Linked DNA regions of Homo sapiens: region 1 is linked to region 2. Evidence: chromatin loops called from intact Hi-C (ENCODE). Cell type or tissue: mammary epithelial cell. All regions are shown on one strand. Links, peaks and the distances in the headings refer to the core of each region. The heading gives the core; the rest is flanking DNA.

Region 1 (17,292 bases), core at 4,202-9,201, 92 kb after region 2:
ACTCAAAATAATGCAACCATCTGTCTCTCACCTACCTGTGACCTGGAAGCCCCTAGTGGGGGACCTTGCTTTGAGTTGTCTCCGCCTTTCTGGATTGAACTAATGTACTTCTTACATATATTGATTGGTGTTTCATGTCTCCCTAAAATGTATAAAATCAAGCTGTACACCTACCACCTTGTGCACATGTCATCAGGACTTTCTGAGACTGTGTCACAGGTGCGTCTTCAACCTTGGCAAAATAAACTTTCTAAATTAACTGAGACCTGTCTCAAATGTTCTGGGTTCACAAGTGATTCAAGACTGTCTCTCTTATCCTCTTTAATGTCTCTTTTAGCAGTATGAAGTTAAAACCTGTTATCGTAATTGCTCACCTGATGTTTGGTTCTTCTAAAGGTGCTTTTTTTGTATGCAGATAGTTGATAAAATTTGGTATTCCTGAGGAGGGAACAATCAGTGGAACATTTTATTTCACCATCTTGTTTCACTCTCTTCTTTGTTTTTTTTTTAAACTATATTTTTATATTTATTTTCTTGGTAGTTGCCCTGGAGATTACAATGTGCATTTTAGCCTAAAACAATCTACCTCAGATTAAGACTAAATTAATTCCACTAGTGTATTAAAACTTTGCTCAAATAAAGCTTCTTTTCTCTTTCCTCCTTTGTGCTATGATCATCACACAAGTTAAATGTTTATATTTTATAAGCCTATCAACACTATTTTATAATTATTGTTTTATGCAGTTGTCTTTTAAAATAAGAAAAAGTTAATATTTCTCTGTTTACATATCTCTACTCATGCTCTTTATTTTTATGTGTGGTGCTGAGTTACCATCTGATATCCTTCCTTTTTAGCCTAAAAGGCTGTGTTTGGAATTTTCTGTCAAAAAGTTGGGCAAACAACAAATTATCTCAGTCTTTGCCTATATGGAAATGTCTTGATTTCTTCATTTTTGATATGGCTTGGCTCTGTGTCCCCACCCAAATCTCATCTCAAACTGTAATCCTCACGTCGAGGGACAAACCTGGTAGGAAGTGATTGGATCATGGGGGCAATTTCCCCCATACTATTCTCGTGATAGTGAGTTCCCATGAGATCTGATGGTTTTATAAGGGCTCTTCTCCCTTTGCTCTTCCTGCTTTGCTCTCTGCCCTCTCTGTCTTTCTCTTTCTCTTACTGCCTTGTGAAGAAGGTTCTTGCTTCCCTTTTTCCTTCCACCGTGATTGTATGTTACTAAGGCCACCCCAGCCATATGAAACTGTGAGTAAATTAAGCCCGTTTCCTCTATAAATTGCCCAGTCTCAGGTATTTCTTAATAGAAGGGTGAAAAAAGGCTAATACAGTACATTGGTACCACAAAGAATGGGTCACTGCTATAAAGATACCCAAAAATGTGGAAGTGACTTTAGAACTGGGTAACAGGCAGGAGTTGGAATAGTTTGGAGGGCTCAGAAGAAGACAGGAAAATGTGGGAAAGTTTGAAGCTTTCTAGAGACTTGTTAAATGGCTTAGCCCAAAATGCTGACAGTGACGTAAACAATGACATCCAGGTTAAGGTGGTCTCAGATGGAGATGAGGTCCTTATTGGGAACGGAGTAAGGTCACTCATGCTATGCTTTAGCAAATAGACTGGTGGCATTTTGCCCTTGCCCTAGCCTAGAGATCTGTGAAACTTTGAAGTTGAGAGAGATGATTTAGGGTATCTGGCAGAAGAAATTTCTAAGCAGGAAAGCATTCAAGATGTGACCTGGTTTATTCTGAAAGCATTCAGTTTTATGTATTAACAAAGAGATGGTTTAAAATTGCAACTTATGTTTAAAAGGGAAGGAGAGCAAAAAAGTTTGGAAAATTTGCAGCCTGATGATGCAATAGAAAAGAAAAACCCATTTTCTAGGGAGGAATTTAAACTGGCTGCAGAAATTTGCATAAGTAATGAGGAGCCAAATGTTACTTGCCAAAACAATGGGGAAAATGTCTCCAGGGCATGCCAGAGACCTTCACTGCAGCCCCTCTCATCAAAGACCCAGAGGCCTAGGAGGGAAAAATGATTTCCTTTACCAGGGGCCTCCTCTACTGTTCTGTACAGCCTCTGGACTTGGCACCCTGTGTCCAGGCCGTGGCTAAACAGAGCCAACATACAGCTCAGGCTGTTACTTCAGAGGATGCAAAGCCTGAGCCTTGGTGGCTTCCAGATGGTGTTTTGCCTGTGGTTGCACAGAAGTCAAGAATTGAGGAAGGGGAACCTTCACCTAGATTTCAAAGGATGTATGGAAATGCCTGGATGTCCAGGCAGAAGTTTGCTGCAGGGGCAGAGCCCTCATGGAGAACCTCTGCTAGAGCAGTGTGAAAAAGAAATGTGAGGTGGGAGCTCCACAGAGAGTTCCCATTGGGGCACTGTCTAGTGGAGCTGTGAGAAGAGGGCCACCATCTTTCAGATCTCAGAATGGTAGACCCAATGATAGCTTACAATGTGTGCCAGGAAAATCCACAGAAACTCAATGCCAGCCTGTGAAAGCAGCTGAGAGGGGGCTGTATCCTGAAAAGTCACAGGGCTGAAGCTGCCCCAAACCATGGAATCCCACCTTTTGCATCAGCATGCCGTGGATGTAAGACATGGAGTCAAAGGAGATCATTTTGGAGCTTTAAGATGTAATGACTGCCCCACTGGATTTTGGACTTGCATGGGGCCTGTAGCCCCTTTGTTTTGGCCAATTTCTCCCATTTGAAATGGGAGCATTTAACCAATACCTGTACCCTCATTGTATCTAGGAAGTAACTAGTTGTTTTTGAGTCCATGGGCTCATAGGGAGAAGGGACTTGACTTGTCTCAGATAAAACTTTGGACTTGGACTTTTGGGTTAATGCTGGAGTGAGTTAAGACTTTGGAGGACTGCTGGGAAGGCATGGTTGGTTTTGAAATGTAAAAAGGGCATGAGATTTGGGAGGGTCCAGGGGTGGAATAATATGGCTTGCCTCTGTGTCCCCACCCAAATCTCATCTCAAACTGTAATCCATATGTGTTGAGGGATAGACTTGGTGGGAGGTGATTGAATCATGGGGGTGGTGTTTCCCATGCTGTTCTCATGATAATAAGTGAATTCTCACAAGATCTGATGGTTTTATAATGGGCTTTTTTTGCTCTCTCTCTCTCTCTCTCCTGATGCCTTGTAAAGAAGGCCCTTTCTTCCCCTTTGTGTTATGCCATGATTGTGTGTTCCTGAGGCCTCCCAGCCATGCAGGACTATGAGTCAATTAAACCTCTTTCCTTTATAAATTACCCAGTGTCAGGTATTTCCTTACAGCAATGTGAAAATGGACTAATACCCTTTTGAAGATTAGTTTTGTTAGATATATAATGTTGATTGACCACCTTTTTCTTTCAACACTTCAAATATATTATTCCACCTTCTGCTGCTCTTGGTTTCTGTGAGAAGTCAGTTATTAATATTATCAAGGAGCACTTGAGTTATTTTATCTTACTGCTTTCAAGATATTGCCTGTGTCACTGATATTCAGCACTATGACTATGTTGTGTCTGGGTTGGAGCTCTTTGAGTTTTTCCTGCTCAAAGGTTGTTTATTGAATTTTTGGATTTGTAGGTTAATGTTTCCAATCAATTTAAACAGTTTTGGGGCATCATTTCTTCAAACATTTTTCTTTTTATGTCTTTTTCCCACTCCTTTCCTTCTAGGACTGCCATTTTACATATGCTGGAACACTTAATGGTGTCCCACAGTTCTCTGTTTTAATTTTTCTCCATTCATTTTTCTTTGTGTTCCTAAGAGTGAAGAATCTCAATTAATTTATATTTAAGTTTACTGATTATTTCTTCTAACTTCAAGTTCACTGATTCTTCTGCCAGGTCAAATCTGCTGCCAAACCCTTCTACATAATTTTTCATTGCAGTTCTTATATTTTCTAAGTCCAAAATATCTATTGGTTAGTGTTTCTATAATTTCTCTCTCTTTGTTGACTTTTCTTTTATTGAACCTGGTTTAAGATGGTTTCTTTTAGTGCAGCATCTGGACTCCCTCAAAGACTGTTTCTGTGGACTGTTTTGTTTGTTTGCTTTTTTCTGTTATGTGCTGTATTTTCCTGTTTATTTCATGTTCTGATTTTTGATTGAAAGGAAGAATTTAGATAATATAGTTGATTCTCTTTATTTATGGTAGTTATGCTCTATAAAGTTACTGCAAATGCTGAATTAGAGAATATTGTATTGTTTCTCCTGTGGGATATATGTATATGTGTGTTTGTGTGTGTGTGTGTGTATATATATATGTATACATGTGTGTGTATATATATATAATTGCCTATGTGTGATATATGTATATGTGTGTATGTATACATGTGTGTATATATGTGCATATATATGTATGTGTATATATATGTGTATATGTATGTATATGTATATATATGTGTATAATACATATACATACAGGCTAAATGTATATATATACACATATACATATATCCCACGTGGGCAATAACACATATATAGCTCCTGTGGGATATATGTATATGTGTGTGTATATATACACATATATATATGCACACATATATATGTATATATACATGTATATATATACACACACATATATATACACACACATATGTGTGTGTGTTTCTGCTTACACACACACATGCACACATTATATATACCACATAGATTAGAATTTTGACAACTGAAAACAATTTATCCTGACAGACTTTTTAAAAACAATTTGCAAAAGAGAAAACAAGGAACAAGGTTCACAATTGTTAAGTGACTTGCCTGAGGCTGCCCTACTACTGTCTTAATCCTGTGGCCATCTTTGTATGAGAGGTAAAATAAGAATGCAGAGAATGTCGTCTTTGATCTCAGCTAAGAACTTGCACATTGGGTACTCAAACCTTTCATCACTCTGTACATTTACAGTCATGTGAACAACTGTGAAAGTACTTCAAGTATTGATTTTGGAGTTACAAATAGATTTTAGCAAGTAGGGAAATTCAAAAGTATGAAATCTCTGTATAATGGAAATTGTCTGTATATTGTAGCAATTCTCAAATCAGACCCCCTTTTGTTAGTGCTGTTTTGTTGTTGTTGCTGTTGCTGCAGTTGTTTGTTTATTTACTGACTTTCCAAGACTAATGCTGTAGGGTATATATTCCCCACAGTGTGTAGCCAATGAAATATTTGCTTTTCACTTATTTTTCTATCAGTTTATTTACTTCATTGCTTGTATTTTAAAATCTGTATTTATTGAATTCACCCCAGGTCAGCATAGCCTAGTGATCAGTCAGTGATTGGGCAAAATATTTCTTTGAGCCACTAAATCTTCCACACTGTTCTAAGGGATACGCGTACATGGGGGCACACCTTCAAAGTTTAATCAGTTTACACATCTGCATTAGCTTTCACTTCCTGCTTGCAGTGTTCACCAAAGTCACCCCATATGAATAAATAACTAGTGCTCCATTCAGTCTTTCCTGAGCACGTGCGCAGGCATACAAGTACTAGGACTTCTAGATCGCTAGTAATGGATTGAGGCTTTTCAAAACCCTTTAGGGTTGTGTCATTGCTTAGATCTTCCTTGCAAATTCTTGACCAACTGATACTTGCAATCTTAAGCAGTTGTAATATTAATTATTGCAGATAATTGTACTTGTTTTTGACAATGATCTGAAAATGAGGCTTTTCTGTTGAGCTGACCCCCAAGTCAGGCTAAATAGCAACAATGCCCTGGAAATGGGACTTTTCCAGAGAACTCTAAGTATAGTCAAATACAGAGAACACTCTGGGGAATGGTATAATTTGCAGAGTTCCAAAATGGATCAGCTGCATCCGGTGGGTGCAAGGCTGATGGTTAGGAGAGCTACCATGCCATGGACCTGGGTTTGGGATGGAAATATCCCCAAAATAAAATGCCACAGACTCTATTTTTGTTATAAAAATCTAATAGTTTTGCTAAACATTTTCTACTTTGTTGTATGCCTTTGGTTAATTTCTAGAGTTCTGAAATGGTTAATTTTGATAATTTTGATAACATTTTCTTTGTTTTTAATGGAGAAGAGTTAGCAAGGTCCTTACTCTGTCATCCAGGAAGTTCTACTTCAATCAATTATTTTTATCACTTTGACTGGAGACTAACATTCATAACAGCAACCTAGATTTTTTTTTACCATCATATTATGTTTATCTCTGTACCTATATCTCTATTCCCTAGCTAAACCAATAAGCTAATCACCATTAATATGTCTTTTTTCCAGTTATTCAACAGGTTTTTGAGCAACCACAATATGCACAATACTTTGCTATTTACTGTGGAGCATATTAAAGAAAACTTCAGACATCTACCTTACCCTCAAGGACTTTACAGTCAAATTGAATAAGATAGACATAATAAAAATAAATACAAAAACTTGAATTATGTAATGAGTTCCATAAAATAGTAGATGTAGGCAACTCAAAAAGTTCTAAGAAGTTATACTTTGTCTGAAGACATCATAGAATTCTTCATGAAGTTGTGACACAATACATTCATGGATGAGAATATTAACCCGTTGTAGTTTCTGAATATATTTTTTTACATGTCAAATAACCCAAGATGATATATGAGGCACTGACCAGGTTAATGGGGAGACATGTTGAAGCAAGCAGGTTTTCAGCATCCCTCAAATCTTACTATATCTGTGACATCCTAAAGAAACTGGGTTATGGCATCATCATTATCCTTGATCATCATTTATTTTAAAGATAAAATCATTTCATTTTTCCCTGTGCAAAAGTGAGTCATGATCACTCATTTGAAAGTTATTGCGAGAAATACTTTGTCATTGAAGGGCAAGGATAGTACTCCACATAGTTGGAGGAAACTAAAAGCAAAAGTTTGTGTATTAACAGGACCAACATTGCAACTACTTTCATGGTAATAAAGTGTTAACTTTTATTTCATCTGTGAGCAAGCTGGTCATGTCCATATTTGGTGCACTAGAAGATGTTGAATGAACAAATGGGGCATCTGTGGAAGCCCAAAAAGAATGAACATCTTCCAAATAAATGTCTGGGCAAAATAAGCAATCAAGAAACAGGTCTGTTCAATTCCACTGTGGGCTCTAAAAATAGGTATACATGAAAATAGAGTCAAGTGTTTTACAAAGTGCCTTGGCAATAAGAAGTGCTATTTCAGTGAAGTGTAAGTCCTAGGAATTCAAAGAGTTGGGCAAAGCAACTAATTGGCTAAGTTATAAACATGGTTTGCTAAAGGGAGACACATTAGTAATAATGACATGCATGGTGGGAACCCCTGCATACAGCACCATAAATCTGACTAACTAATGTAAGCAAGACAAAAACCAGCAGCTGAAACAAAAGACCTGAAAAACTTGCTGAAAAAAGTTCACCACAGAACTGTGAATAACTTAGTAGGAACAGTAATAGACAATGCCAGCCAGTCTTTCTACATGACTAGAGCATTACAATTTGAAAGTACTCAAATAAAGATGAAATACTAGATGTTGAAATGCATTTTGTGTGTTTACTGGAAGGTGGTTGATGTTAATCCTTTTAAATCTCTGTTCAGTATTAAAGCTTAGAGAACCCTTCATATGGCAGCAAAGTGTCATTTTTCAAAGGGGGTGTAATGGAAATAATCCTCATATTTGTTGCTTGATTTTTAGTCCTCATTCAGCTTATGTGAAATTGAGACTCATTTTACAGGCTGATTATGAAACATTATAAATCTCAACATTTAACCAAAGCACACATAAGAGTGAGTTCTAAATTATCCATCATCTAAAGTGTGGGAATTAAGATGATAAAGGCGGGCTCAGCTCCAAAAATGATGTTGCCATTTTCCATAAATGTGCTACTTTCTGGATGCCTTAAGTTATCAATAATTTTTTTACAATAACATATTTATTAAGCAGAATAAATCTGGATACCACAACAAAGACTACCACTTGAGACTTTGACCTCTGCATTTCTCTCCGGGGGACACTTTATATAGTATAAAATAGCACAGAATCCTCTTGTTTACTTAATGTGACACATCAGCACTTGAATTTCAAGCCAGGTCTATTGATGCTAATCTGTAATTCTCCTAAGCATGCCAGATGTGGTTTCTAATTTTCTGTGTTGACTCGGTTAGCCTGTGGTACTCAGTTTTTGGTTAAACACCAGCCTAGTTGTTGTGGTGAAGGTATTTCTTAGATGTGATTAACACTTAAACAGTTAAACTTTGAGAAAATAAGATTACCCTCCATAATAAGAGAATCCTCATATAATCAGTCGAAGGCCAAAGAGAAAAGACTAGAGTCACCCAAGGAAGAGGAAGCTCCACCTCTAGATTATCTTCAGACTTGAGACTGTAACAACAATACTTCCCTGGGTCTCCAGCCTCCAGCGGGCCCTGCATACTTTAAAGTTGTTGCCCACCTCCACCTCTCTCTCATGTTTCTGTTTCTCTCTCTCTCTCTCTCATAGCAGAACCATGATATTGGCTGTATTTCTCTGGAGAATTCTAATTTATCAGAGGAAAGAAGCTTTCCAACTTCTTCCATGCTTGGCCATCAGTGTGTCTGTACCACTTGTATAATCACCATGAGAAGTGCTGATACAGGTATAGGTATAAGTATAGGTATACATGGCAAATTGAATTCCTATAGTTATTGACTTGAAGTGATAGGCTTTCACTTAATATTGTGGTTGATAATACTTCTTGGAATGCTTCTGTTTTTCAGTTACCTAGTAGAAGTGAAATAAAGTTTTTATAAGCACTAGAAATTGAGTTGCAACATAAATCTATTGGCTTTCAGCAACAAGAAATGATGATTCTCTTCCAAAAGCAACACAAAATGGATGGATGTGGCTTTCTAGTAGTGGTGATATAGACAATAAAATATATAGAAATTAAATTCATTTTGATTCAAAAATATTTATTGAGCACCCACTATGTTCAGCGCTGGAGAGAAAAAGATAAGTAATAGCTCTGCCTTCAATAGGTCATTGTCCTGTGAAGAAGATATATAAACACACACACACACACACATGAAAATGTGTAATTAAGGCAGTGGGTAATAGGCAATTTTACTCCACCCTCCTACCTCAAAACCTATTAAAATAATAAATAATGACAAATTAAAAAAATCTTCACTAATACCAAGACATTGCTATAATTCCTGACCTCATGTTACAAAGCACGCCTAGACTGAAAAAAAGAACATGCAGAAATAAGTCCCCCCAAATTATATTCCAAAGGACATAAACAACATTTTTTAAATTAAAATGCCCCATTAGATCAATTTTGACACCCCAGAATCATAAAACAGGGAGCACTGAAAGGAAAAACCATGGTGGTGCACATGCCACTTCTATTGTCCATGATGAAGCTTCTCTGCCAAAGGACATAGCCCAGTGGGGAGGAGGATTGAAGAAGTTTTAAAAGACTATTAGATCCAGGTTGCTACACTTAACAATCTAAGAGAACATTTGCTCCTAGGGTGAAGGAAATAACTTACTTGATGAGAGTAGTGTTTGAAATAAATCCCCAAACTTTTCAACATAAAGTCCCACCACCATTCAAAGTTCAGTAATAGTCAGAAAGATACTATCATGGGAGCTATGTGTGAAAAGAAATAGAGAAAAAAAACAGACTGAAAGCAAGCAAGAATAGAGGGAAGGAACATGAGCAAAAGGCAGCTGGATAACACAAGAATAGTTAAATCATACAGTTCTATGGTACTGAATTGTAAAAACAATTTTTATCTTAAAAGAAAGAAATGAAAAAAAATCAAGAGTCATGTAAGTGTACAAAAAAATGATCATGAGACCACGTAAAAGAATGAAAATAATTCTTACAAAACTCAAGAAATGAGGGGGAAACAAAAATATCATCATGATGAAAAACATTCTAGAAACAACCAAAAAAATGGAATAAGTGCAACAGAAAAAGTCAGAAATATGGAGAATAGGTTACAGAAAATAACACCAAATATAGTGAAAAACATATATGTGAGGAATTTCAGAGAAGATAACTTAGGAGATATAACACATGCAAGAGGGCTATTTTTGAAGAAGAGAAAAGGAGTTGTTTGGAAGCTGTTAGGGCTGTTCACATATATTCTGATTTTCCAGGAATATGGCACAGTTGCAATCCTCATTTCCTTTGACAGGGATGGGCATGTGACTGGTTCGGGGCATTGAAATGTGAACTGTAAATGCTTTATAACTTAGTGTTTAATTTACTACACTCCTATTTGTCACTGTTTGGTCAACTGTAGGGACGTGTATCAAGAAGGAGTTTCCATTAGCTTGGGACCCTGAGCAACTATAATCAGCTGAGCCCCTGGTGAACCATGTTGCACTTGTATGAGCAAGAAATAAACTTTTGTTGTGTCATGACACTAATATTTTGCTACTGCAGCATAACTTAGACTGATACAAAAATGGTGTGGAAAAATATTCCAAGGTACACTGGCTGTTCCAAAAGAATTAGTACACTTTTAAGCTTTATTTATTTATTTATTTTATTATACTTTAAGTTCTAGGGTACATGTGCACAGCATTCAGTTTTGTTACATATGTATCTATGTGCCATGTTGGTGTGCTGCACCCATGAACTCGTCACTTACATTAGGTATATCTCCTAATGCTATCCCTCCCCTCTCCCCCGACCCCACAATAAGCTCCGGTGTGTGATGTTCCCCACCCTGTGGCCAAGTGTTCTCATTGTTCAATTCCCACCTATGAGAGAGAACATGTGGTGTTTGGTTTTCTGTCCTTGCGATAGTTTGCTCAGAATGATGGTTTCCAGCTTCATCCATGTCCCTACAAAGGACATGAACTCATCATTTTTTATGGCTGCATAGTATTCCACAGTGTATATGTGCCACATTTTCTTAATCCAGTCTATCACTGATGGGCATTTGGGTTGGTTCCAAGTCTTTGCTATTTTGTAAAGTGCCGCAATAAACATACGTGTGCATATGTCTTTATAACAGCATGATTTATAATCCTTTGGATATATACTCAGTAAAGGGGAGGCTGGATCAAATGGTATTTCTAGTTCTAGATCCTTGAGGAATCACCACACTGTCTTCCACAATGGTTGAACTAGTTTACAGTCCCACCAACAGTGTAAAAGTGTTCCTATTTCTCCACAACCTCTCCAACATCTGTTGTTTCCTGACTTTTTAATGATTGCCATTCTAACTGGTGTGAGATGATATCTCATTGTAGTTTTGATTTGCATTTCTCTGATGGCCAGTGATGATGAGCATTTTTTCATGTGTCTGTTGGCTGCATAAATGTCTTCTTTCAAGAAGTATCTGTTCATATCCTTCGCCCACTCTTTGATGGGGTTGTTTGATTTTTTCTTCTAAATTTGTTTAAGTTCTTCGCAGATTCTAGATAATAGCCCTTTGTCAGACGGGTACATTGCAAAACTTTTCCCCCATTCTATAGGTTGCCTCTTCACTCTGATGGTAGTCTATTTTGTTGTGCAGAAGCTTTTTAGTTTAATTAGATCTCATTTGTCTATTTTGGCTTTTGTTGCCATTGCTTTTGGTGTTTTAGTCATGAAGTCCTTGCCCATGCCTATGGCCTGAATGGTATTGGCTAGGTTTTCTTCTAGGATTTTTATGGTTCTGGGTCTAACATTTAAGTCTTTATTCCATCTTAAATTAATTTTTGTATAAGGTGTAAGGAAGAGATCAAGTTTCAGCTTTCTACATATGGCTAGCCAGTTTTTCCAGCACCGTTTATTAAATAGGGTATCCTTTCCCCATTTCTTGTTTTTGTCAGGTTTGTCAAAGAACAGATGGTTGTAGATGTGTGGTGTTATTCCTGAGGGCTCTGCTCTGTTCCAGTGGTCTATATCTCTGTTTTGTTAACAGTACCATGCTGTTTTGGTTACTCTAGTCTTGTAGTATAGTTTGAAGTCAAGTAGCGTGATGCCTCCAGCTTTGTTCTTTTGGCTTAGGATGGTCTTGGCAATGGGAGCTCTTTTTTGGTTCCATATGAACTTTAAAGTCATTTTCTCCAATTCTGTGGAGAAAGTCATTGGTAGCTTGCTGGGGATGGCATTGAATCTATAAATTACCTTGGGCGGTATGGCCATTTTCATGATATTGATTTGTCCTATCTGTGAGCATGGAATGTTCTTCCATTTGTTTGTGTACTCTTTTATTTCGTTGAGCACTGGTTTGTAGTTCTCCTTGAAGAGGTCCTTCACATCCCTTGTAAGTTGGATTCCTAGATATTTTATTCTCTTTGAAGCAATTGTGAATGGGAGTTCACTCATGATTTGGCTCTCTGTCTGTTATTGGTGTATAAGAATGTTTGTGATTTTTGCACATTGATTTTGTATCCTGAGACTTTGCTGAAGTTACTTATCAGCTTAAAGAGATTTTGGGCTGAGACGATGTGGTTTTCTAATTATACAATCATGTCATCTGCAAACAGGAACAATTTGACTTCCTCTTTTCCTTAAGCTTTAATAAGTTCAGAAATATGTTACCAATTTAGCAAGGTGTAGTGGCTCACACCTGTAATCCCAGCACTTTCGCAGGCCAAGGAGGGGGATCACTTGAGCCTGGGAGTTTGAAATCAGCCTGTGCAATATAGTGAGAACTTGTCTCTACCAAAAAATATTTAAAAATTAGCTAAGCATGGTGGCATGAGCCTATAGTCCCAGCTACTAGGGAGGCTGAGGTGGGAGGATCACTTGAGTCAAGGAGGCAGAGAGGTTGCAGTGAGCCAAGATGGCACCATTGCACTCCCACCTGGGTGACAGAAAGAGACTATGCCTCAAAACAAGTAAATAAATGTTACCAATTTGAAAAAATTTGAAAATTTCATTATCTATATTTTATACTTGTTAATTTTTTAAATGCATTTTAATTTTACTTATTGCTTGCCATCTTAAATCAGCTGTACCAAGAAACTTAAAAATGTTTTGTTTGAAATTTGCAATACTAAATAAGTATAAAAACATAGAAATAGCTTTCAAATTATGAAGTTGGTAATTTATTTGCTTTACTCACTACTTTGTGAGCTGCTTGATGAAAGAGACTGTGTCTTTTATTCATTCCTTCTTTTTCTTTTTTAAGGTGAGAACAGTGCCTGGCGTCATTTAGATGTTAAATAAACTTTTCTTGGACAGAACTGAATTGTTAATGCTTTCAATGTTGCTATATAGATCATGCAGGTTGGTTCTTTTGACTAAGGATTACAATGGAAACCATTTGGCCTCTATGTGTACATGCACAATTACAGTTGTCCCTGGAGATTATTTACTTTTGATAGTATGACCTGAAAATATCAACATAGAGTCATGCATGTGATCCCTGCAACTCAGGAGGAAGAGGTGGGAGGATCACTTGAGGCCAGGAGTTGGAGGCCAGCCTGGTCAACGGAGTGAGACCCCATCTCTCTTGAAAACAAAAAAGGAAAAGAAAAAAAAAAAGAATAAAGCATCTTAGATGCATAGGCTACTGATTGTTATAGTACGTTAAGTTTGAGATTGAACAATTGTGAAAGAGTCGACTGATAGAAGTCATTATATAATTATGTCAAAGTCAATGTTTTTTGAAACTAGTTTACAAATGACACAACAACATTTTACAATTTAAATGAAGTTCAAGTTGAGATATCTGGAAATGTAATTGACAGCATTTTTTTCTTTATTTGAAAGCACAGTGATCAATAATGTTTTGGGAAATAAATTACAGACATGAAACTGAGTGCATAAATACCTTAGTCTAATCTCCCTTTTAAATATCATAATTATCTTCTTTATTACACATTCAACTCTTATCAAATAATGTATGTGGTCCTTTAAAAAAACCCCAAAAGATTTCACCTTCATCATTAATACAGAAGAGATGTTGGTGGAGGAATCCTTTTTTGGTAAATCAAGTACCTGTGAATTTAATACTCTTTGGCTTACACTTTAGCTCCTGTTTTTGATTAAATATGTTTTCACACTGTCCTGGCTCTCCCCTATTTCTGTTATCACTATTACTTGTTTCCTTTGCTAACCCCTCTCTTGCCTTTTGTAGATAATTTACTGCGTTCAATCCTTAGCTCTATTATTCATAATCTCCTTGACAATCTCTTCAACTTCTGTGACTTAAAATATTGTCTGCACATTGAAGACTTCCATTTCAACATCATCAGCCCTAATAAATTTCCTGAGCTCTTCATTTTTATTTTTATTTCCTGGCAGACACGCCAACTAGAATTCTTTGTAACCTCTAAAAACTTACCAATCTAAAAACTGATCTTACTATTTCACCTGGGAATATCTTATCAGGATTTTATACCAATGGTTCTCAACTGAAGTTTTGAAGACAGAAGTTGAGGTTGTTAGGGAAGTGAGGTTGAATCAAAATCACATATGGATGTTTTCAAACCAACCTCTTTCCACATAATCTGTGCCAGAATTCCCTGATGCAGGGAATAAATAAAGTAACCATAAAATGAAAAAAACTTATGGGTGATTTTGCCCAACCTTCATTCCTTCACTACTTTCAACTGAAAATGGCTATGTTAGGCTCATAGATATCCAAACTCTTTCCTTCTTGTCCATTCCTTATAAATACCACCATGATATGTGATCAAAGGTCTGAGACTGAGCTGAGGGATTTCTTATTAACATGAGAAAGAGAAAAGAGAGAGAGAAGGGGCTGGCAAATTCTGTGGAATGGTTTAAATTATGAAACATCTCTAACATCAGATTCATATTCTTTTCTCCCGTTCTCTCTACAACTGCTTAATTTCAGGATTACCAGCGTACCTCGACTTCTGCAATGACCTAAGTGACTTCTCTGCCATTAGTCTTTATTCCAATCCCATCCATCCTATGCACTGCTACCAAGAAGTGTAAATATAAATATGTTGAGTGTGTGTATGTAATTGAAGTATAATTTAAATGTAATGCAATTAATCTATATTTAGTGTACAATTTGATGAATTTTGAAACTGTATACAGTCATGTAACACCAGGACCATCATGGTATAGAAAGTTTCCATCACTTGAAAAGGTTTCCTCATGCACCTTTGCCATTTGTCCCATCTGCTAATCTCCAGCCTCTGGACACTGCAAATTTTATGTGTATCTATATATATATGTATATGGAAAGGTAACGCAAAGGCTAGTAGAAAGTGTATGCAAAACATATGCCTGGAAAACATATATATATTTATATATATCTATATATTATATATATATCTGTAGTCATGGGGTTTTTTTGAATTTCAAATAAATGGAAACATACATCATGCAGTATTTACATCTGGCTTCTTTCATCAAGTATAATGCTTCTGAGTTCCATCAATACTACTGCATACATCAGTAGGTTGTTTCTATTTGTTACTGAGTAGTTATTCCAAAGTATGTCTGTATCACAATTTGCTTATCCATTCACTAGTTGTTGGGCATTTGAAATGTTTCCAATTTTCAGATAATATGAATATAAATATTTGTGAGAACTTATGCTTTCATTTCTCTCAGGTAAATATATAAAAAATAAGATTACTGTATTCCAAAGTGACTGTGCCATTTTGCATTCCCATCATCAATGTATGGGTATTCCAGTTGTTCCATATCCTTACCAACATCTGGTATTTTTACTCTTTTTAATTTTAGACTATTGATATTGAACAATTTTGTTTGGTGCTTATTTACCTTCATATGCCTTTGTCTGAGAAATGTCTGTTAAAATCTTTATGTATTTTTTTCATACTTTTGTCTTTTAGGTGTTGAGTTGTAATAGTTATTTATTATCTAGACACAAATGTTTTCCAGGCATATGTTTTGCATATACTTTCTACTAGCCTTTGGCTTACCTTTCCATTTTCTTTAACATTGTTTTTTGAAAAGCGAAAGTAGTAATTTTAATAAAGTCCAATTTAACATTTTTTCTTCCATGATTTATATATTTTGTAGCACATCTAAAAAATTTTTGCATAACCTAAGGTCACAAAGATTTTGTCCTTGTTTTCTCCTAGAATCCTTAGTTTTAATTTGTACATTTAGGCCTAAAATCATCCTGAGTTATTTGTGTATCTAATATGAGATAAGGGTCAAGGTTTTTTTTTATTTGCATAGAAATATTCAATTGTTTCGGCACTATTTGTTGAAAAAAGATGTCCTTTGCCCATTAAATTACTATGGCTCCGTTGTTGAGATTTTTGATTTCTCTTCTATTTCATTGATTTATATATTGGTCCTAATGCCAGCATCATGCTGTTTTAATTACTAAAGTTTTATAGTAACCTTGGAATTATGTCATACAAGTCTTCCAATTGTATTATTTTCCAGAATCATTTAAGCTATTCTAAGTTCTTAGAATTTTCATATGAATTTCAGAATAACCTTGTAAAATTCTGCAAAAAGAATTCTGATAGATTTTTAAAATTGAAATAGCATTGATTATATAGACAATTTTGGAAAAAAAATTAGAATATTAACTATACTAAACCTTCTAAAAAACATAGTATTTCTCAGTTATTTTGCTCCTTTTAAACTAATGTCAGCCACGTTTTCTGGCTTTTAATGTATAGAATTTGAATATATTTTGTTATATATGTCCCTAAGTATTTCGTATTTTTTTTGCTATTTTAAGCCATATTGTTTTCTAAGCATCATTTTCAGTTATGCTCTGCTAATAGATAGAAAAACAATTGATTTTGAACATTGGTTTTGCATCTACAAAGTCAATTGTTAAATTTACTTAAAAATTTTTGCCTTTTTATAGAATCCTTAGGATATTTTACATAATCAAACGCATCTTCAGCAAATAAAGACTTTATCCTACCATTACAGTTTGTATGCATTTTGTTTTTCTTGTAACCCTGGGTAGGTCTTTCAGTACAAGGTAGGAAAGAAGTGGAGAAAAGGGGGCATATTTACTATCTTTACTAATCTAAGGGAAAATATTCTGTTTCCACATTAAGTATGATGCTAATTGTAGGTTTCTCAAAAAGCCCTTTGTCATGTGGAATAAATTCTGATCTACTCTTTATTTAGCAAGAGTTTTGTTTAATTATGAATAAATGTTGAATTTTTGTCAAATGCTTTTTCTGCATCTATACATATGATTAATAAGTGAATTACATTAACTAGTTTTCCAATGTTGAAACAACATTGTATTGCTTGGGTAAATAACACTTGGTTATGTATATTTTACCTTTAATATATTACTAGATTATGTAATATTGCTAAACTTTAAGAGTTATAGGTCTAGGCTGAGCACAATGGCTCATGACTGTAATCCCAGCATTTTGAGAGGCTGATGCAGGCAGA
Region 2 (17,292 bases), core at 7,593-12,592:
GTAAGCCTGTCAGAACTTTAGTTTCCTATAAATTTGGACATTATCTCCTTGAAAATTTTCTTATGAAGAGTAAGTGAAATCTTATTCTAACTGCAAGGCCCCTTTGTCATCTCTCTATATTTGCTTATATCCAGTTAAGGCTTTGGCTTAAAGTGCTTACTATGAAAGTAGCTTAAAGAGCTTAAAGTAGATTAAAGTAGCTTAAAGTAGCTCAAAGTAGCTTAAAGAGCTACTTTGCTCTTATTTATGCTTGGTCCTTCATTCATGCATTTGGATGTATGGCTGAGTGGAAGACATCGATTCCGTTTGATCTGGAAAACAATGATTCTCATTTTCTATCCATTATACCCATTGTCTCTTGGGCAATGTCACCAGGAACAGCTCTGCCAAAATTTATGATCCTCAATCCTGCTTATCTGTTGGCAATGTTTCATTGACAATCACCCATCTGGTTAAATACCACTCAGACTTCATTCTCATGTTACATTCACCTTGAGCTTTCTTAGCAGATTCTAAATTATTTTAACTTCTTTTTGCCTCCACTATGTACTGAAAGCCTTTGGCAAGTGCCTAAAATATGTATTTTGGGTTACATAAGAAATACTCTACTGGAGTTGATATGAACTCCAATGGAGGCAAATGAACAAATCCAGAATAGCGCCTAGAAGATTAGAAGATGTCAGGTTCTCATCTATCCATCTATCCATTCATTCATCCACCCCTTTCCAACTGAGTGCATAAATACTCAGTGGTAGACCCAGAAATAGATGTTGGAGATTTAACAGTCAATAAGACTGACAAATTCCCTTCCTTCTCTTGTGGAGTCTCTAGTGAGAGAAAACAGGCAAAAAATAATTGACACTAAACAAGTAAATAATGTGATTTTAGTTCTAAGTGCTATGGAAAAAAATAGAGAGCACATGAAAACAAGAAGACTATCTTCAAGCCAGAAAGTAAAAATGCTTAGATTTAGTGATCAAACTAGAGTTCTAGAAAACAGGAAGCTAGCAAGATGGGGAGAAGTAATCAGATCTCAGGTGATTGAAAATAACATAGTGACCAGCAGAATACACTGAAATCGGCCAGATGCAAAGGAATGATTACCCTCAATCTGTCTTTCAGCTTCTAGCTGGGAAGAAATTTCTTTCAGGTTCTGGACCAATAGGTGGGTAGGAGTGAGGAAAATGGCTACATCTAATTAAGGAAAGACTGCCGGAGAAGTAGGAAGGATTTTCTTTCCAGGATGTTCTGGATCTAGTACATATTTGGCAGGTTTTCATAATTTTCTTTATATTAGAAAGTGGATCAAAGGTCAGGTATGATTATTGCACAAACATAAAAAAAAATTCCCTCCTCTGGGGGTGTCACAAATGAAGCCCCTTACGAATTCTTCACACGGGTTACAGGCATTATCACAATGCTTAGGCATATGATAAAACTACAGCAACAAATTAGGTGCAATTAAACGTTTTCAACTCTCTCACACACCTGAAACCAAAGCTATGAAAAAAGAGGCATATCCCAGGTAATTAATTGCCAAGAAACATTTAATGATCTCTCCTCTGCTACATTTAACATGAGTCATGAGTGCTTTGTTCCAACTTAGTCATAAAGTTCCCTGGAGCCAAGGGCATGTTACTACGGCACACTAAAGGAAAAAAACCCTAAACACAGAGCTTAATTAATTTTCAACTTCTGCCACACAACTTCACACCTGAATTCCTTATCCTTTGGGCATACTTAATATAACCACAATGCACTGTAGTAACACCTACTTTATAGGCAGAACTTTCATCTACCCACAGTTTCCTCTTCTTTGTAAAACCATTTGGCTGACCATCACAAAATGGCAGTAACCAAGCTTCTCTCTTTGCAGCCTGACAGGTCAAGCACCCTACTAAATTCAAGAAAGAGACTGTTTTATACCATTATTTTGCTCTAATAACAGAGTGGGAACTCCTTTAATGTTAAGATTCTCTAGAGAAGGATGTTGTTTTAAAAGTATTGACCCACGAGAAGCAAAGGTACCTGGCAACTTTCAAAATGTGTGATATATTTGTGTCAGCTTTTTCTCCCAGGCCCGTTCTGTCTTTTGAGCATATTGAAAGAAAGCCTATCTTTTTTTTTTTAATCCAAATATGTAGCAGATGGGATGGTGGATAAATGTCAATTACTGTTGTCAAAATTTGCAAAGGCAGACCTCATTGGCTTTGGGCTTAGCACGCTACATGACAATGGAAATGGATACGACATTTGCATTTAATAAAGCGTTTGCTGAGGAAATTGAGTTGAGTCTGAAGGTTCTGCTGGTGACAGAAAGGAGATTAATGTCAAACTTCAAAGGTGGGGAAAAACTTTTAAAACTTTCAAATTTGAGCTTTTCTAAACCCACATTTAAAAACGTTGCCTTAAAACTGAAAAAAATATTATTTTGTGCTTTTTAAGATAAGTTGGGTTTTTCCATTTCAGTGCATTTGTGAATAACTCTGAGAACTATTTTCTTTTATCTATTTGACTTGAAAATATAGCAAATACATACAGATTGTATATATTCTATGCCTGCACAGCTAGTTAGACTATAAAAAATCATGTCATTTGCTGGTATTTTGTTTTCTACTCCATTGACCAATTTTTCATTTTGCCCACCTGCTGTTTTCATATCCTGTACACACTGCATAAGAGCCCTTCCCCTCTATTCTAACTCGAATCCTCAACAGAGACATAGATTTATCATTCAGTTTGGCCTCACATGATTGCCCACAGGACCATCCTGGTTTCTTCTGGCCTTGACTAGAGATTGGATTTTTGTATTTTGAAATAATCTAGCCATAAAAAACCATCTGAGTTCTTCAGAGAAGATACCCTTTCTCTCTCATCCTCCAGAATCCTATCTGGATATGTTCAGAGGGAATGATCACTACACTCAGAGTGGAATGTTTCAGAAGCTTGAATTTGCAATCAATGTTCATTTCCAAGGGCAAGCTAGGGTTTCTCCTATGTGTCTGTGTTTGTGAGGAAAGGTGAGTTCTGTCAGCATTTAAAATCTCGGTGAAGTGCTCATGAAAGGAGGCATGTAGAAGGGCTATTTTTAAGAAAGCCTTATCATTAAAGCTTAAAATTTCCCTGAATTCATGGCCTCTGCAAAGGAACCGAATCCATGGAGGCAAAGGACAAACTCCCTGGAGAATTTGAGAGTTCTCAATTGATGCAGTTTTAGAATTTGCAGTTTTGAATTGTAAAGGCCAGCAAGCAGTCATGCTGCGTTGCCTCTTGCTTGGGCTGGCTCTGAGATTATTGATTCCAAAATCCTGACTGGCATGAGAATTACCTGGGGATTTCTCTAAAAATATAGTTTTCTTCCCTCACTCTCAGAAATTTTGATTTGGTATGTCTGGACTAAGGCCCCAAAATTCAGAACACAAACAAAAAATAAAAAAAAACAAAACAAAATAGAAATCTCCAGGTGACTCTCATGCTTTGCACAGCCAGGTTGGTGAGGCCATCGCTCTTATCACACTAACCAACTTGTTTTGAAACTGAACCCTGACCTCAGCCTCATTAGTACCACACTGCTGGATACTGAAGCTAACTGGTTTCATTTGGAAATATATAACCTTGTCTCTGATCTTGCTAGAGGGCATCCATGTGAGAAAATAACCGTTCACATTATTTGTTAGCATAGCTTGATATGTGATTTTAATACTGCCCTTTAGTTTTAAACTATACTATTTCAAAAAAGTGTTTTAATCTTCAAAAGAATATCTCCATTTGAGTGGAGAAAAAAGGGAAACCTAGTTTAAAAAAATCAGTGTGATAACCATGTCCCTAAAGCCTTCTTCTCTCAGTGAGGATGATTTTACACATTTTAATGACCTGCTTAAAAAATCTGAATTTAAATCTTTTTTTCCAAGCAGGAATTACATACGTTTTAATGATCTACCATAACTCTTAAAAAAAGTTCTTATCTTGTTAATTTTGCTCCCGTGGAAACAAAGGCTATGTGCAATGTGTGTGTGTCTATAAAGTCATTGAACACTGATTGTTCATTTTTTCTTTAAAAGCAGGCAGACATCATCCTACGGCAAGGTCATCTTACTGTTTGCAATGATACATGGTTCTGTACACTAGGCTTGCTTTTGCACCTCCTATGACCATTATTGATAGAGAAAATAAAAAAATAAAGAAGTCAGTTTGTACCAAGTGAAGGCTTAAGAAAAAAAGATGTCAAGAAGAAAACTCAAAACTCTGTCCTTAAAGAAGGTGAAAGATTTTAATGGTCCCGTTGATTTATCTAAGTCTACCTGGAACACATTAACCAAAATGGTTTACTGAGTAATCTCTTTCAAGCAAGACCACAGTAGAAATATTTCAAAGAATTTAGGAGCTCAGGAAATCTCTGTGCTCAGTGAAGCAGAGAAACGCCCTAAGCTGCAGATGAAAGCAATGCACACTGATTAGTATCAATGCAAAAAGAGATAAGGACATGTTCTTAGGGCCCTGCTGCTGTGCTCTGGGTCATTGGTTCACAAACTAGTGTGCGTATGAATCCCCTAGCAAGGTTGTAGAGAATGCAGATTCCTGGGCAGTGACCACTGAGATCCTAATTCATAAAGATTGAAACAACAAAATAATTTTAATTTGCTAGCCCTGTGGTTTAGCTTACACCTTGAGGTATACTGCTCTGGATAATTTATTTAGTGAAAATAAAATCAAATTTCAAAAGTAAATATTTTCCCCATATATAAAAGGAATGATAGGGTGGAAACTATAATTTCGGTCATAACTATCATTCATTTGTAGAAAATATGGAAACTTCAGAAAAATAGAAAGAATACAACTCATCCAATGGTCCTCATTGAAGCATTATGTGACACTTTCTATGAAGATCTCTCCTCTTCTTTTTTTTTCAGATTCTAGTGGATTTCTCTCTGTGGCTTACTACCTTTGGCTGGAAGTTACTCTCTATTTAGTATGTCGACTAGTCCCTCCCTTAAGTAATATATCTCCAATTTTCCTTTAACTAGTTCCACTTAGATATCCTACTATCATCTCAAACTTAAGCTTATCTGAAACCATTTGTATTTTTTTTTTAACCATTAAAACTGGCTCTTTTTATCTTCTTGTTAAGAGGAACAATATTTGCTCCAACACATGCAAGAAGCTTCAATACTTTTGTTTTTTACATTATCATTCTCTAACCCATTGCTACCGTCTCCTAATTCATTTTCTTCAAGTGCTCTTTACAACCATTCTTTCTGTTCATTGCAGATATCAGATGGTATACATTCACATGGCTGCACTGACTTTGAAATGTTCAAGCACCTTCATCAGCCCCTGCCCTGAGCCCTTAAGTACCCACTACCCTGTTGTTTCTCCTGAGACCTCCGCAACAACCTCACATGATCCAGCAGCTTAAGGGGTTATATTTGGCCCTCCTGCAGACCCCTGCCCCCCAGAACTCATGCTTCAGCCCTCAGAGAGCCTCACTTTTGACTGGTCAGTCTCCATGCTGCCCTTCATACCTAAGTGACTATAGCCATGACTTAAATCCAGCTTTTCTGAACTTGAATTATGTTATGCAACATCACCACATCTGCCTTCCTAAAAACCTGCTTTCATCATCTCCTCCTCTGAAACCTTATTGAAGTCATAGATAAGTACTAGACAAGTATTGAATCAAATTTACTTAATAATTGAATTGAATTAGGTAAACTCGATTCAGTAAACTATCAAGAGTTTACTATGTGATAAGTACCAATCATTTGGGGTAAAGGGAAATTACAAAAATGAACTATATAGAAAATTTAGATGGTTTAATATGAACACCAGTAAAGATAGGAGAAGGTGTAACGTGTAAGAAAAGAGGCAAAGAATAGTATATGTTAATAACTTGGTTGGAAAATTTTGTTCTGAATGTCATCTAAGGTCATTGGGGAGATGATTGCATGCCTTACACTGCAGCTCAGAAATCTTTAACTATTTTTCCATGGCCTTCAGGCCTCCTTATGTCCCAGTAATACCCCTGACTTTCCCTTCTAGCTTCATAATTTAACCCATCTTTTTCCCACGGAAACGACCACAGTGTCAATGAGCAATCAAATTTCTTAGACAAAAGGAAAATTATTATTTCTTTAATCTTTAAAGCTTCGGTTGGAACCTATGCTGCTGTGGTGTTTTATAGCTTGTTTTGTATTGAAAAAGATTAAATAGTATATAATTTTTACTTAATTTTCTGTACAATATAAATAAATACTTCAAAAATTCTCTATTCTACCCACAAAAGAAAAATGCCATTGACATTTTTATATGTTTTTGATTCATTCTATGAATATTTTATTAAGTATGAGATTATTGAAACATATTATTTTATAGCTCATTAAAAATAAAATAAGGATTTCCTTCTTACCAAAAATAATTTTTTATATGTTGTTACTCATATTTCAAATCACTTAATTATGCCGCATTGTTGGAAATTTAGTTTTTAAAATTTTTAACATTATTTTGAACAATGCTGTAGTATTTATTATTTATTATAAATATTATTGTACATAAAGTTAGTTCTCATATTATTACCATGAAATGTATTCCAAGAAGAGAGCTTATGAGGTATTAAATGGTTTATATTTCTTCATAAATACAGCCAAATTACTTTCCAAAGGATATTTTCAATCAATTCTTATTCCCATGAATAAAAAAAGAGAATACCTATTCTATCACACTTTCTTCACAGCAGTACAATTTTAATGCTACTATTGTAAGCAAAAACTATATGAATTTTTTCTTCGATTATTATTGAACTTGAACATTATTTTTCCTGTTTGGTAACTGGTTTCTTCTTTAGAATTACTATCATATCAGTGTAAGTGTTAATGATTCTGTCATGAATCCAAGTTGAAAACAAATACCTGGTACAGTTGGAAGAATATATGGCTAGGAGTTAGGAGACCCAAGTTTTTTATCTTTAATGCCAATTATTAGTTGTTGACCGTAGACTGATAATTTAACCTGACTTTGCTTCAGTCTGATATGGGGATAATTTATTTTTATATATGTCATGAGATATATAATAATGTTATGCAGAAGTGTTTGAAAAAAACAGAAATGAAAAATATAAGTTGATGGTATTTTTGCCTCTTCAACAACAAATTTTACTACAAGAAATATCACTGATTCATCTTGCATAAAATTTGACAGCAACATTAATTCCACATTCAACTACATTTGTTGGGACCAACTATATGCCACATATAATTACACAGTAATTATATGAAGTAAAAAAAAAAATGAGTAAGTCAAAGGCCAGAATTTCAGAATCTCAGAGTCTAAGAAGGGAGAAAGATACATAAGTTAAAAGATAAGAGATGCACACACACACACACACTTGCACATACGTATGTATATATAAATACAATGTAATAAATGTTATAAAAATATGTAAAAGGTTGTGAAAACAAAGAAGAGAGAAGAGCAAAAATTTGACGAAGTCTTCTGTAGAATGAACATTTATGCATAAGGTAAATAGAAATTATCTAGATAGAGAAATGAAGGAAATGATACTATATGAAGGGAAACAAAATGCAAAAAAAGATGCTGAATACTGAAGGAGGGTGTCTATAGTCTAGAGACTAAGAAGGCAGGACTCTGGTTGTAAAGGCCTTTGTATACTCTTTTACAGAATTTGCATCTAGCCATATTCAAATTTAGTCATGATGATTAACAATTTAATTAACTATTTCAAATTGGCAAATGTTGACCAAGATATAGGCATCCCATGCGTGGTATGATTTGATTTCTTCTTTTGAAGTGAGAGAGTCATGAAGAAAACATTTTTAGGAATGATCTCTGCTTAAGTTCAGGGAGCAATCACTAATAAGTATTGACTCAATTATTCATTCAAGATTGTATTAAGTGTCCACTAAGTACAAGGCACTGAATCAAGCCTAGAAGATAGAGTGAGATCTCCATGTCTTCTTAGGGATTACATTTTAGTAAAAACGATAACCACTGGATGAGTAAACAAATAAGAAAGGAACTGACAAATTGTTAACAAATGCCATGAAGCGAATAAATGGGGATCTTCACTCATTCAAATAGATTTTTAATGCCTAAGCACTGTTGTAGGTTTTGACAATTTAGTGATACACAAAACAGTTAAAAGTCTCTATGCTCAGGGAGCTTGCATTCTTTCCAGTGGGTGATGAATTAAGTAAGTTAAGGAGAAAATAAACTTACATAGAGTGGTCCTGTAGACTGAATGTTTATGCGCCCCTCAAATTAATATGCTGAAACCCAATCCCCAATGTGATGGTATTTGGAGGTGAGGCCTTAGTGAGGTGATTTGGTCATAAGGGCAGAGCCTTCATAAATAGGATTAGTGCCCTGATAAAAGAGACTTTAGAGAGCTCCTTCACTCTTTCTTCCATGTGCAGACATAGCAAGAAGACTGCTGCCTGCGAATCAAGAAGTGGGTACTTACCAGAGCAGACACCAAATCTGGTGGCATCTTGGTATTAAACTTTCCCGCCCCTACAACTGTGAGAAATAAATTCCTGTTGATGATAAGCCACCTAGTTTATGGTATTTTGTTATGGCAGTCCAAGATGACCAAGACAGGTGGTAAAGAAAGGCCCTTCTAAAGACAGACTATTTAAGATAAGAACTGAAAAGTACAGAGACTGGGAGAAGAGCATTCTTTGCTGTGGAAAGAGCAAATGCAAAGATTTTGAGGAAAAAAAAATGGCTTGGCCTATTGAAGAAACAGAAAAGAGACCAGCATGGCTGTAATATAGTGAATAAAACTTTAAAAAGATGAAGTAAGAGATGACAGAAAGATCACTTCAATTGCTCAGTACAAAACTGGAATAGTGAAGGGGAAGAGTAAAAGCAAGAAGGCAATTTAATTTAATAGGCTATTGCTGTTATCTGAGTGATAGACTAGGGTGGCTTAGACAGGGTGATGGCAGTGTTGGTGAACGGATGAAAAGATGGATTTGAGATATATTTTGGTGTCATAAATCGTGTAATTTGCTGGTGAATTAGATATGGGAATTGAGAGAAAAATAGAATACAAGGTTGTTTTCTGCATTTTTGGATTAAGCAACTGATGGATGCTGGCACCATTTAAAGAGATATTAAAGACTCAGGAAAATAATAGGTTTGGGCGGAAAACAAGAACACTATTATAAATTTGAAATGCATATAGATATTCATGTGGAAATCTGACTGCTTATTTCAAATAAGCAGTTAGAAGGCACTCGGGGGAAGTTGCTTCTGTAGCTATAAACATGGGAAGTCAGCAGCTTCACAAGTAGATGTAAACTGTGGATTTAGAAGCGTTTTAGACAACAGTGAGGAAGAGAGAGTGAGCAGAAAACAAAAGATGACCCAGCACAAAGCTCAGTTACTCCAACACTTAGAGTTGAAGACAGCAAAGGAGGCTGAAAAAGAGCAGACAAGGACAATAGAAGAGAGAGGAGTGTTACAGAAGCTATAGTACCTATGTGTGTTTTCTTTTTGTGTAAGATGAGTGTATTTTCTTAAATCTTAATCCATACAGTTTAAGTGGAGCTGATTCTCTCCCAACACACAAGACCCTCCCCAAGTCTCTGCTCTCAGTTGGGCATGGTATGAGACTTGCTCAATTAAAGCCTTCTCACTACTCCCACTGATACTCACAGGAAAGAGGCATGTGGTGTGTGTGTGTGTGTGTGTGTGTGTGTGTGTGTGTTTGAGTTTACTAAGACCAGGAAAGACAAGGATGATTGATAAAAGTCTAGAACTGTCAATAGCCATCTTTGTTACCATGTGAGGTTTACCTGCCTAAAAACTGAGATAACAGCAGAAATGTAAGCTGAGAGGTAGAGAAAAATAAATAAGTTTCTGATAATATGTGTTTGAACCTCTAGAGCCAATGATGCCTTAAACTAGCACCATTCCTTGAACTTCCTGGATAAAAGAGCCAATAAATTCCTTTTGTGTTTACATAAGTTGGTTTGAGTCATGTTCCTGTTACTGGCAACCAGAAGAGATAGGACTACGATAAAAGATATTTCAAGAAAGGTGGAGTAGTTAATTGTGTCAAAAGCCATTGGAAAGTTAAGAGAGATGAGGGCAGAAAAATATTCCTTGGATTAGACAACATGGAGTCACTGATGACCTCATGGGAGAGATATCCGTGCAGGGGTGAGACTGGAAGTCTACCTGGGGTGGGGAAAAAACAAATTGGCAGTGGTTGAGTGGAGACAGTGAAAGTGGCAACTTACTTAAAAAGATCTTTTGTGAAGAAAAGTAAAGAAATAGAGAGATCACTGGAGAGGATTATGGTACCAAAGTAGACGCAAGGAAATATTTGATATTTATCTTCAATCATTCTTTCATCAAGTATTTATCCAAGCATGATTATCTATATATTAAGCTATGTTAGCCCATGAAAAAAAATTAAAATTCTGTCATTACCACTCCTTGCTTCCTAACTTACAGTGGTGATGATAGATTTTTAAATGAAAGTTAAAGTGTTATAACAAAAGTCTTTGCATGTGGCAAAAATATAATGAAAATAGATTACTTTTCTCTGTCTGACTCATAAGATTTTGTAGTTCTTAAAAATATTTCCTCAATATTGCTCAAAAGTATTTGGCACTGATTGAAATGGGCCCTACTCCTTTGAATAAAAGAGGAAGATTTTACTCATTCTAGGTGGATGCATTTAATTAAAAAAAAATTCAAGTCAGTGAAATCATCTTTTATTGCCAATTTTCTTTAGTAACAAATGGTAACAAAGAGCTACAATGCAGCAATTCAAGAACAACAACAAAAAATATTTAATGCTTATAAAGTACCAGGTACTCTGCAAGGTGGTGAGAATGAAGAAGTGAAAACACAGTTTTTGATACCTAAAAAATTAGTGTCCAGTATGGAAACAGGTATAAGCAATTAAAAAATTCAATAAGAATCACCATAGGAAGAAACACAGGACTCCATAGGAAATCTTAGGTGGAGTATCCCTGTTAGAGTCAGTGAATTTTTCTGAATGGAAGTAGAACTGAATCTGGAATTGTGAGTAGGACTTGGAAAGGCAGTTGACTTCCTTTTCTTAGCAGCTTACCCATTTCTCATAATCTGATCCAGCCTGTTTGCAGGCAAAACTCTTCACACTGTAACACATAGCAAGTGCTCAATAAATGCTGCTTAACTATTATTATCAGTAGGCTCCTACCTCTACATAAATAAACACAAGTAATAAGCCAATATTAGTTAAGAAGAGGCAGGCAATTACTGTTTGTGGAGATAATTAAGCTTTGGTGTTCTGTAGACTAAATTTAAAATTTATCTACTTAAAATTTATTGACTGTATTAGTTTGCTGAGGCTACCATAACAAAATACTACACATCGAGTGACATAAACAGCAAAATGTATTTTCTCACAGTTCTAGAGGCTAGAAGTTCAAGATCAAAGTGTCAGCAGGTTTGGTTGCTTTGGAGGTTTCTCTCCTTTGCTTGGGGATGGCCACCTTCTTGCTGTGTCCTCCCATGGTCTTTCTCTGGTTTCTCATTTTGTGTTCAAATTTCTTCTTCTTATAAAGACAACTGTTAGATTGAATTAGGGCTCACCTTAACTGTCTCATTTTCATGAAGTCACCTTTTTAAAGGCACTATCTTCATATAGTCATATTCTTACATACTGGGGGTAGGGTTTCAACACATGAATTTGAAGGTCTTACAGCAGTGGCCTTGGAAACTTACCACGGTAATCACTTGGGGATTCAGTTTCCTCATCTATAAAAAGAGGATAGAACACGGTGCCCTAGCTTGTATTTGGATGAGTTTCAGAATGTGGCAGTTTGCAAGACTAGTGGCCTGGTGACCACTTCTGGTATCTACTTGCATAAATTCATACGCACTGGTATTTTTTGGCAAGAGGTAAAAGGTGGAGGTTTTTGTTTGTTTGTTTTGGTTTTGATTTTTGAACACTGTCATTTGAGAACAAGGGAGGAAGTAAATCCAGTGTCTTCTTGAAGTGACATAAAGTCCTGATAGAGAGACGAACTGAAGTAATTTCTTTGAAACTCTGGGTACAGGGAGTGCTCGTTTGGGACCCAAGAGTAAAATTTCATATAACATTGGGGAGTAGGCTAGTTTTCCCACTTTTGGAAGCAACATAATACTGCTCTTTTATTTTCAGTAAATTCCTATCTATTAGTTACCTTTCCTGCAGTGACAAATAGCCCCCAAATCTCAGTGGTTCACAAAAACAAACTTTGATTTTTTTGGACAAGTGATATGTCAGGATTTATGGGTTGGCTGCAGCTGCCGTGACTTTGTTTGGCTCTGCTGGGCTCAGCACCGCATGTCTTCTTATTTCAGCCCCTTTGTGGAACATGCCATTGTCATAGCAAGGAGGGAAGAGCAACAGAGCTGGTAGAATCACATGATGTCTCCAAAACTCATGCTCAGTTGTGGTGAACAGCATGTCTTCTCACAGGCTATTGACAAGGAAAGTCTCATGGCCAAGCTCAAAGTCAAAAAGGCAGAGAAATATATGAAAACTACATGGAAGACAGCATCGGGCTGATATATTCGATCTAACAGAGAAAGAGATGAATATTGCAAACAAAAATACAGCTTACCATATGCTACTGTTTGCTGCTCATTTGAAAAAAAAAAGCTTAGTCCTCATTCACATTAAGTAAAGAATTACATTTATTTTCTTGGATAAAACATGTCACTATATTTCCCTAAATTTCTGATTAATTGCCCCAGTCATCCACTTCACTGTCACTGTCATTTATAGCTATGTAAACAATTGGGGGTTTCATACGAGTAGAAATATCAAGTAAATATGCAAAGGAATCATCTTCAAAACCAAGGACGCATTACAGTGAAGTTCAGACGTAGGCACAGATGTGGCAGGAGACATTTTCTGTTGAGGTCTGAGTTTAAACAAGTGAGACTGGCAGCAAATGTTTATATGAAAGTGGTTTACATTGTCTTGAATTTTTATACATATTACATATTTGTGTGTTTTATTTTTAAATCTGTTTTTAAAATGAGTTAAACACTGAATTAGAGTTTGAGAGTTTGCTACCATTACATATCTTAATTATATAACTGACATCCACTGCTTTGTTTTCATGCTCACTATGGAGACTTCTCAGTTATTTATTTATTATTCATTCATTCTTCATTCATGTATTATGAAACATTTACTAAACCCGGAGTATGCAGTATATTTGGCATTGGAAAGATATAGATGAATTACCATGTCTCAACTTGAAAGAGATCACCATCTAGTAAAAGATATAGATGTGCAAAAAAATAATTACAAAGTTTAAGTCTAATACAAAGGTGAGAAAAATAGCCCAGCAAAATGGAAAAGAAAGTGCTCTCTAGAGCTGGACAGATCTGGGCTCAGTTCTCAACAGTTACTAGGTGTGTTACCTCAGTCAATCTACAAAACTCCCTGTGGCCAGATGGCTTATCTGTGAAATGAAGACCATTGCACCCATCTTATTTTTTTTAATGAAGATTAGGAATAACATGAGTAAAGCACCAACTATAGTTTCAGAACATTATAAGTGCTCAATAGAGGCAGCATTGCTTATTATTTTATGATATTTACTGGAAGAGCTATAGCAACTCAAAATACTCGTTTGGAGTAATAAGAATTACTTGTTTGGAGTAATGAGACAACATCTGGGAAATTTTTCCAAAAAGGTGACAATTGAGAGGGAAATGCCTTGAATATTCACGGCAAAGGGCAAAATAGCAAGTACAAAGGGACAAACACGCATGAGTTTTGGTGTCACTGAAAAAAGAATGCACAGGGTGGGGGAAGAAATTGGCAAGATGTGAGAGTGTGAACATTGGGTGCAGCAGATCTTAAGACGTGCAGGTGACATAGGAAAGAATGTGAACTGCCAGACTATTTCTTCATAACTATAGCTGTCTGGCTGTTTTCTAACCCCTCTCTCACCTCACCTGGCCCCCTAGAATTTGTGACAAGTAGTTCCAAAAGTCTTTTACTGTGGTCTTTAGGAAACTGTATGTTGTTTTTCCTGCCTGCTTCCCTCTTCCATCCCTGCAGTGCTGGCCACCTCCAACCCCTATCTTGCCTGTCTCTCACCTCTGCTCTGAGAGTTCCTGTTACCTTTCACCATCTGCCTAGTAGGTGAGACATGCCTCATGATGTCTCTGCTTTGTCTTGTGGTTTCTATTTTCAGAAACTAGTTAAGGATCTTATTTTAATGAGCTCATCCTCAAGACCAATTATTTTTATTTTGGAAATATAGACTTCCTTTGAAAATGCTTTCCAAAATATTTTTTTCCTGTTTTCCTCTCTAAACCCTTTCATGTTTCCTTCCTTTTTACTCTTTCCTTTACCATATCTGATTTTGAAATTGCTCATTTCCATTTTTGAACATCTTTTCTCTTCAGCAAAGCATTCCTTTCCTCATCGGCAGGTAGAATTTGAAGTTTCCTTTTTAGTGACTGTTTCTTGCCTTTAATGCTGAAACACTCACAAAACCCCATTCAACTGTAAAACAATTAGGCATTGTTGATTTGCCCCTCTTCTGCTGCTAGCTGGTAAAGAGGGAGCCCTCTGAAGCTTGTTCTGTTGTTTCAGGAAAGCACAAGAACTGTTCACATGGAGGAATCTATACCCTACCTCTGGGGTCTATACATAATATGGAAGAAAATTGCTTTAGAACCAGCTTTACAAACCTGTTGTCTAGTGACAATGTGGGTTGCTCACATTCACTCTCTCTCTTTTCCTGGTTATCCGTGTTTCTATCATTTAGTTTTGCTCTCCCTTCCTCATTATTTGAAGTTGACCTACATTCTAAAGATTTCGTCGAGAGTCTCCACTTATTTGTTTCCTATTTGTAACTTTTCAATTCTGTGTGATTTCCTTTGTCTCACATTTTTATGGTCTTCTCTTTACGATTTCTGCAAATTTTTTAGAGGCTTCTTCACATTGTTCTAAATATCTTCAGCCTTACATTTCATATGAAACAATTTCAGACAATCTCAGGGATATTTTAGGCAGTACATGTATTCTTAAAATTAGCTTTATTGCCTGGCACAGTGGCTCATGCCTGTAATTCCAGCAGTTTGGGAGGCTGAGGCGGAAAGATCACTTGAACCCAGGAGTTCGAGACCAGCCTGGTAATGTAGTGTGAGACCTTGTCTCTATTAAAAAAAAAAAAAAAAAAAAAGTAACAACTAGCTGAGCATGGTGGTATGCACCTGTAGTCCCTCCCAGCTACTCAGGAGGCTGAGGTGGGAGAATCACTTGAGCCTGGGAGGCAGAGGTTGCAGTGAGCAGCACTGGAGGCAGAGGTTGCAGTGATCACACTACTGCACTCCAGCCTAGGTGACAGAGAAAGACCTTGTCTCAAAACAAGCAACAAAAAAGTCAGCTTTACTGAAGTATAATCTACATAGAATAAAAGTCAAGAATTTAAGTGTATAATTTGAAAAATTTTGACAAATATATACACCTATGTAATCACTAGTCCAATAAAAATACAGAGCATTCTCATCAACTCTGAAGCTGGTCTCCTTCCTGCCTTCTCCACCAACCCTTTGCCTCTACAGCAGTTCCTGCCATGATTAATCTGTTTTCTGTCACTATAGTTTTGCCTTTTCAAAAATTTTATACAGATGGAATCACACGGTATGACACAATAGTGTTTTGTGTTCAGCTTCTTTCATTTAGCATAATATTTCTGAGATTCATCTATTTTGTTGCATATATCTGTAATTTATTGCTTTTTGTGACTGAGTAGTAGTATATTGTATGACTGTAACACAATTTGCTTATCCATTTAACAGTTTATGGACATTTGTGTTGTTTCAAGTTTTGGAATAATATGAATCAAGTTGTTGTGAAGATTTGCATGCAAGTTTTCTTGTGAACATATTTTCACTTCTCATGGATAAGTACCTAGAAGCAAGATTGCTGGATCATATGGATCAAGATTGCTGGATAAGTGGCTGTATCATTTGCATTCCCTACAGAAATACACAAGAGCTGTCTCTCTTCCCCAATACTTGGAATCAACATTTTTTTTTTTAATTAACTTATCCCATGAGTTTGTAATGCTCTTATTGTGGTTTTACTTTACATTTCCATAATGATTAGTGATTTGGAACATGTCTCACACGCTTATGTGCCATTTATATATTTCCTTGGTGACATGAATATTTAAATATTTTGCCTGTTTAAAAATTTTTTTAATTTTTAAATCTTATTTATTTTTATAATTTTTTAATTTTTAAGAATAAAAAACACTTTTAGGTTCAGTGGTACATGTGCAGGTTTGTTATATAGGTAAACTGTGTATCATGAGGGGTTTGGCATACAGATAATTTCTTCACAATGGTAATAAGCATAGTACCTGACAGGTATTTTTTTCTGATCCTCTCTTTCCTTCCACCCTTCACCCTCAAGTAGGCCCCAATGTCTGTTGTTCCCCCCCTCATATTTATGTGTTTTCATTGTTTAGCTCCCATTTATAAGTGAGAATATGTGGTATTTGGGTTTCTGTTCCTGCATGAATTTGCTTGGGATAATGGCCTCCACCTCCATCTATGTTGTTGCAAAGAACATGATTCTGTTCTTTTTATGGCTGCATAGTATTTCATGACATATATGTACCACATTTTCTTTATCCATTCTACCATTGATGGGCATTTAGGTTAATTCCATGTCTTTGTTATTGTAAAATAGTTTTTGTCTGTTTTTTAAAATAGGATTTTTTTGTCTTTTTGTTATTGGTTTATAAGATTTATTTATAAATTCTGGATGAAAATCTTTTATCAGCTATATTTGGCAAATGTTTTCTCCCAATCTTCACTTATCTTTTCATTTTTTAAAATGATGTCCATTGAAGAGAAAATATTTAATTTGGGAAAATTTATCAACTTTTATGGTTTGGGCTGTTTGTATCTTATCTAAGAAATCTTTGCCTAATCAAAGGTCACAAAGAGTTTTTCTTATATTTGCTAGTAGCAGTTTTATAGTCTTTGTTCTTACATTTAGGTCTTATGCTCCATTTTGAATTATTGCTTTATAAATAGTGTGAGGTAATATTTGAAGCTAATTTCTTTTTGCGTTTGGATTTCAAAAGGTTCCAATACCATTTGTTGAAAGAAAGCCTATTATTTCCTTTAGTGAATTACCTCAGCAGATGTGTCAAAAATCAATTGATTCCACATTTGTGATATTTCTGGACTGTATCTTCTGTTTCCTTAATCTGTATCTCTTCTTTTGTCAATATTACATTGTCT

Evidence for each region. Hi-C counts contacts between places; a loop is a spot of excess contacts. Peaks named below come from ENCODE experiments on the same cell type or tissue, not always from the same donor. Only the 100,000 strongest peaks of a DNase experiment are listed, where the experiment ranks them.
Region 1: a loop joins it to region 2, with 3.0 times the contacts of the local background. A loop is called at or near these places in 1 of 110 quality-filtered maps.

The regions. Positions count from the first base shown.
Region 1 is chr12:88,823,916-88,841,207 of GRCh38, reverse strand. No RefSeq gene overlaps it. Among named protein-coding and RNA genes, the nearest start is that of LINC02458, 190 kb to the left of the region's middle. In mammary epithelial cell, for the core only: no CTCF peak of the experiment used is centred there; DNase peaks (open chromatin) are centred at 4,857 and 6,747.
Region 2 is chr12:88,918,914-88,936,205 of GRCh38, reverse strand. No RefSeq gene overlaps it. Among named protein-coding and RNA genes, the nearest start is that of LINC02458, 92 kb to the left of the region's middle. In mammary epithelial cell, for the core only: no CTCF peak of the experiment used is centred there; a DNase peak (open chromatin) is centred at 10,085; H3K27ac peaks cover 2,180 bases.